Linked DNA regions of Homo sapiens: region 1 is linked to region 2. A link is a loop called in an ENCODE intact Hi-C map of the cell type or tissue named here. Cell type or tissue: GM12878. All regions are shown on one strand. Links, peaks and the distances in the headings refer to the core of each region. The heading gives the core; the rest is flanking DNA. Region 1 overlaps ABHD3 (abhydrolase domain containing 3, phospholipase). Region 2 overlaps MIB1 (MIB E3 ubiquitin protein ligase 1).

Region 1 (2,800 bases), core at 220-2,719, 170 kb after region 2:
AGGCGGAGCTTGCAGTGAGCCGAGATTGCGCCACTGCACTCCAGCAGGGGCAACAGAGCAAGACTCTGTCTCAAAAAAAAATAAAAACAGGCTGGGCACAGTGGCTCATACCTGTAATCCCAGAACTTCAGGAGGCCAAGACGAGAGGATTGTTTTGAGCTCACAAGCTCAAGACCAGCCTGGGCAACATAGGGAGACCCCGTCTCTACAAAAAGTTTAAAAATTAGCCAGGCATGGTGGCATGCCCCTGTAGTCCCAGCTACTCGGGAGGCTGAGAATCACATGAGCCCAGGAGGTTGAGGCTGCAGTGAGCCGTGATTGTGTCACTGCACTCCAGCCTGGGCAACAGTGAGACCTTATCTCTAAAGAAAAAAAGAAGAAGAGGTTAACAGATTTTTCAATGCCTTAGGAATAGTAGTTTCACAGCCAGCCCTTTTAGTTCAGTGTTCCCTGATGACTGTCAGAGTAGCAAAGGGGTTAAATGAAAAGAGCTGGTTGCTCATCCCCAGCTGGAGTGGGAGAAAGGGCAGGATGGCAGCCTTCTTTCTGCCGTCCTCTGTAACTGCTTTGCTTCCTCATTCTTCCTTATCTCTCTGCCCCACGTCCAAGGCTTTAAGTATACAATGATGACTGCTACTGATTGAACACTGTTAGGATCAAAGCCTTATGGAGTGGTGAGTACAATTCGTCCTCTAGCAAGAGCTACCAGAACTATGATCCACTTTCCAAAGTTGCCTGAAGGAAAGTGCAAATATCCCACTCTGCAGTTTAGAAGAAAATCCCAGATGTACAGGCTGCTTTTTCATGAGTTTGCAGATCATCTTTTTCTTTCCCGTCACTAGTGTTCTTGCCTTCTCTCACTGGCAGTCACATGATGACATCTTGCTCCAGAAGCCATTTTAATCCTTATTTAATGTTTGTACTCTAAAGTGGTTCTTTTCTGAATGACTGGGAGCTTCAAGTTTCAAGATCATAATTAACTTTAGCACCGGTTCCTGTGTGACTTAAGTGCTTATGCAAGTAAATACAAATGGCCAACTGAAATCTTATTTATATCAAGATATCTTGCCATTGTTTTTAGCAAGAAAAGATAAAGGAGTCACTGAGACTACTCTGACTTTTCTGTATGTATTTACAGTTTATTTAAGATTTCTCTGGCCAGGCACAGTGGCTCATGCCTGTAATCCCAGCATTTGGGAGGCCAAGGCAGGAGGATCACTTGAGCCCAGGAGTTAGAGACCAACCTGGGCAACATGGTGAGATCCTGTTTTTACAAATAACTTATAAAAATTAGCCAGGCTGGCCGGGCACGGTGGCTCACGCCTGTAATCCCAACACTTTGAGAGGCCGAGGCAGACAGACCACTTGAGATTAGGAGTTTTAGAACGATCTGACTAACATGGGGAAACCCCATCTCTACTAAAAGTACAAAAATTAGCCGGGCGTGGTGGCACGTGCCTGTTATCCCAGCTACTCAGGAGGCTGAGGCAGGAGAATCACTTGAATCTGGGAGATGGAGGTTGCATTGAGCCGAGATCATGTCACTGCACTCCAGTGTGGGTGATAGAGCGAGACTCTGTCTCAAAAAAAAAAGAATAAAAATTAGCTGAGCCGTGTTGGTGTGCACCTGTGGTCCCAGCTACTCAGCAGGCTGAGGCAGGAGAATTGCCTGAGCATGAGAGGCTGAGGCTGCAGTGAACTGTGACCGCGCCACCGCACTCCAGCCTGAGTTGCAGAGTGAGACCATGGTCTCAAAAAACAAAAAGATTTATCTTAGGTGAGTTAATAAAATGTAATATTTCTAGCTTTTTCTCAAATAGGATTTCTGAGGTTTCTAAACATTTCTCTTCTTTCAACTGGGCCTAATAAAATTTTCTATATGGCTTTTCAGTTGCAAGAAAATTCCTTTGCAAGAACATAGCCTGCATACCACATTAAATGAAGCTGGTGTGCCTTGAGATCTAAACTCCCTGAGAAGAGACTCAGAGTTGTGTATGTTCTATACAGCAGTAGGTTCTTTGTTGCTTAGAACCTGTACAGTGCTCAGCAGCACCCTGCAAGAAGAGATTTGGAATCTTAAATGGCCTTGGTTGGTTGAATAGGTAATCAGACAAAAACTAAATGAATTTTAATTGTTATGAATATAGACTCACTAAATCAGTGAGAACCTGTGTAGACACAAATCAAGATTTTGTCTAAGGATGGTAAAAATACATATCTGGGCCTGTGGCTGCCTGAAAGTTAAATGAGAGTTACATATTTTAAATACTGAATAACTTTTGAAACCAGCACGACACTACAACTACCATTATTACTAATAGCTAACTTTCACCGAGTACTTACTTGAGCCAACATTGATCTAAACCCTTTACATTGATCTGAGCCCATTTACCCAGCAGATGCAAACAGGATCAGAGAAAGCACAAGGTCATCTTTCCTCCCTAGGTCAACTGAACACTAAGCAGTAGCATAATGGGGCCCATCCCACCAGCTCAGGTGCCAGGCTCTTTGTGGCTCACCTGTGATGTTTACACCTCATGTAAAATTCTGGTGTCCATGTTTGCTGAGCCTTAAGAGAACAAGAGCTGTTTCTTAGAATATAAATAGATACGTATGAATGTTACAAATGCAATGGGTAGAGGATATATATTTTTTCTTTGTTTAAAGCAAAAACAAGGCCAGACGCAGTGGCTCACGCCTGTAATCCCAGCACTTTGGGAGGCCGAGGTGGGCGTATCACCTGAGGTCAGGAGTTCAAGACCAGCCTGGTCAACATGGTGAAACTCTGTGTCTACTAAAA
Region 2 (2,800 bases), core at 83-2,582:
CTTCAATCTATAGAAAAAGAGGTTACAGCACAGTGACCATTTACAGATAAATCTAGTAACTCTTAACAAGTTCAATTATATCCAAATGTATTTCCTCTGTAAGAAAACACCTAGGCACAGAGAAATTTAACACACACTTTCCTCCCATCCTCTACTTTCCTGGTTATTCATTTTCACATCTTTATATACCCTAGCTTAACAGGCACTTATTTCTATTCTACCTTCATCTCCCTATCTGTCCTAAAATATAGAATAGAAAAAACTCCATTTCCTCTGAGGAAGCCTCTGGAGGCTTCAATATTTTTTTCCCCCAAAAACTACTTTTGAGGGGAAACTAAAAAAGACAACGAACAAATAAAGTAGTAAAATAAGAAATGACTGAAAGACAGATTTCTAATATTAATAAAAATCTAGCTAGATTAGCCAAATTGCTAAAATCCACGAGGGATTTTTCTGTTTACCCACATTTAAGAAACTCTACCTTAAAGTGCCCTTTTCCAGGACTTGGTCAATTCCCATGCTGCCTGAAGCCCACAGCTTTGGGCTATTCTTTTTCCCTGATCTCTAGCAAGACTTCCACAGCCTATTCATAATCTCCCTCACTTTCACCTCTTCTTCATGTCCACTTAATCTGAGCTTGGACATTTAACTATTAACCACCTTGGCTCTGGCTTCCTGTATCCCTACCCCATAGCCCTTGGCTACTCATCTGTCTTTCACCTATTCTCCCTTCTAACACACAGTCACATTTAGCCATCTCTTGTGTCACCAAAAATGGTAACTACTACTCACCTACAGCATCATCCAAACAACCAAATACATGCACGTGTGCTCTCTCTCTTTCTCTCTATGGACTTTCCCAACTTACACCTCAGTATGTACATAGAATTTATGTAAGTATAGAAAAAGCAGAATGCAGAATGCAGTAAGACATAGTTGATCAAGACACTGACATTCCTGGATTCAAAATCTACCTCCAACACCAACAAATTACCTAACATTGTTGAGCTACAACATTATTTATCTAAACAATAAAGAATAATCCTTCACAGAGTGATAAAGAGTAAATCAGATATGTATAAAGTAGTTCAATGTGTAATATATAAAATCAGTGCCTAATACATAATAATTATCTTCTCCTTTCTATATAACATGTTGATTTTTAAAATGATTTCCATTGCATTTGTCTTTTTGTCTGAATTGTTTCTGAAGAGTTTAAAATAATACAGCAAACTGATCTAAAAACCATATCTGTACCTATTCCGCTATTATAAGAAAAAAAAACTGTAGCCATACCTTTTCCTCCAATTATTTCCTCAGGTTATACTTCCAGGAGTGGAGTTACTAAACCAAAGCATATTGTGTAATGTCTGTACATATAGCCGGGTTGGCCACCTAGCCTCCAGCAGTGTTTAGAGAGTGCCTGTTTGCCATTTTCCTTGCTAGCACTTTTTAAAATGTATTTTTGCTACTTCAACTGAAATAGTTCATGTTAATTCAATTAATTTCCTTCTTTGTATTTCTCTAACAGAAAAGGATCCCATGCTTGTTTATACCTCCCTCCAAATACTGTAATTTGTTTTTCTTCAATGAAGACATTCATTATCCTTTAACCACTTGGGGTCACTATTTCTTCGTAGTCAAAGGCTCTACAACCAACCTGGCAAATCTGTTGGGTGGGTATATCCGTAGTTTTTCTACTTTTCTATAGATTATAAATTTATAAGATTATAAATTATAAAACTTTCATAATTTAAAAATCAAATTGCAAGCCTATTAATTCTCAGAATAACTATATTCAAAAGGTCTGAAAAAGAACGAAAGCATATTCTTTCCTCTTTCCTCTCTCCTCTGTTCCATCAACTATCCCTTGCAGACATCGTTCTTAATTTTGTCTATGCATCATAACACAGTGAAAAGAACAGGGGCTTAAGAATCAAGAGACCTGCATTCAAGAACCAGATGTCAGTCCATTTCTTTGAGCTGCAGCTTTTATAAGAATAACTTCATAGCTGAGACTCTGCTTCTGACAACCAGAGGCTCTGAACTCCTACTCAGTTTTTAACTCTCTTAAAGCACCTACAACACCCAATATGGCAGAGTTGCTTATATATAAGTCATAGTTTACCAATAGATTACACATTTTTAGCAGGTAATTATTATATACATCTTTGTCTTGACTATAAAACAGATGTTCAATAAAGGTTTGTTGAAATAGGGCTTAATCTAACAAAAAGTTTCAAACACAATGGCAGAATACACAGATCAATCTAAAGACAAAAGAATGGCTTAAATTTTTGTTCTTCTTTTGTATTCTTTCCCAAACTATTACTTCGTAAACAGGTAGCTAAAGCGAATTATAAATGCTAAGTAGAATGATCCACATTAATTTATTAAGCAGGGTTAACACCTATTTAATACAAATGAAATGCCAACACAGTGTCTGGCACACAATAAGTGCTATTAGTTCACCCTTCTCAGCTTTATGAATTGATCAAGCAGCTACATACATACAAGCACTCCAGTATTCCTATCAAAAATAACTTCCTTGTGCTTTTTCCTGTGCCAAAAATTCTACGAAAGATACATTAATTTGGATCATAAAAACCATCCAGGCTTAGAAGGTTGAAAGTAGAAGAAGCAGGGGCAAGGCAACACCTTTTAAGTCCCTGCCAGCTAATTCATTATGATAATTACTAACAGCTCCTTTCTTATTAATGATGGTTAATGAATAGCTTAAGAAAAAATAAATAGCAAGACAGAAATAAAGATTATAAAAAGAAGGGAATGGAAAAAGAGT

What was found. A loop is a pair of places that touch in the nucleus more often than their neighbours do. Peaks named below come from ENCODE experiments on the same cell type or tissue, not always from the same donor. Only the 100,000 strongest peaks of a DNase experiment are listed, where the experiment ranks them.
Region 1: it touches region 2 in a loop (2.5-fold over the local background); 1 of 110 quality-filtered maps calls a loop at or near these places.

What each region holds. Positions count from the first base shown.
Region 1 is chr18:21,684,499-21,687,298 of GRCh38, reverse strand. All of the region lies in intron 3 of ABHD3 (abhydrolase domain containing 3, phospholipase), which reads left to right. Among named protein-coding and RNA genes, the nearest start is that of MIR320C1, 2.4 kb to the right of the region's middle. In GM12878, for the core only: no CTCF peak of the experiment used is centred there; DNase peaks (open chromatin) are centred at 938, 1,668, 1,987 and 2,298; H3K27ac peaks cover 2,466 bases.
Region 2 is chr18:21,850,347-21,853,146 of GRCh38, reverse strand. It overlaps MIB1 (MIB E3 ubiquitin protein ligase 1), which reads right to left. Exons shown (of 21, transcript NM_020774.4): 18 at 1-7. Among named protein-coding and RNA genes, the nearest start is that of MIR133A1HG, 20 kb to the right of the region's middle. In GM12878, for the core only: a CTCF peak has its summit at 1,616 (motif pointing right); no DNase peak of the experiment used is centred there; H3K27ac peaks cover 733 bases.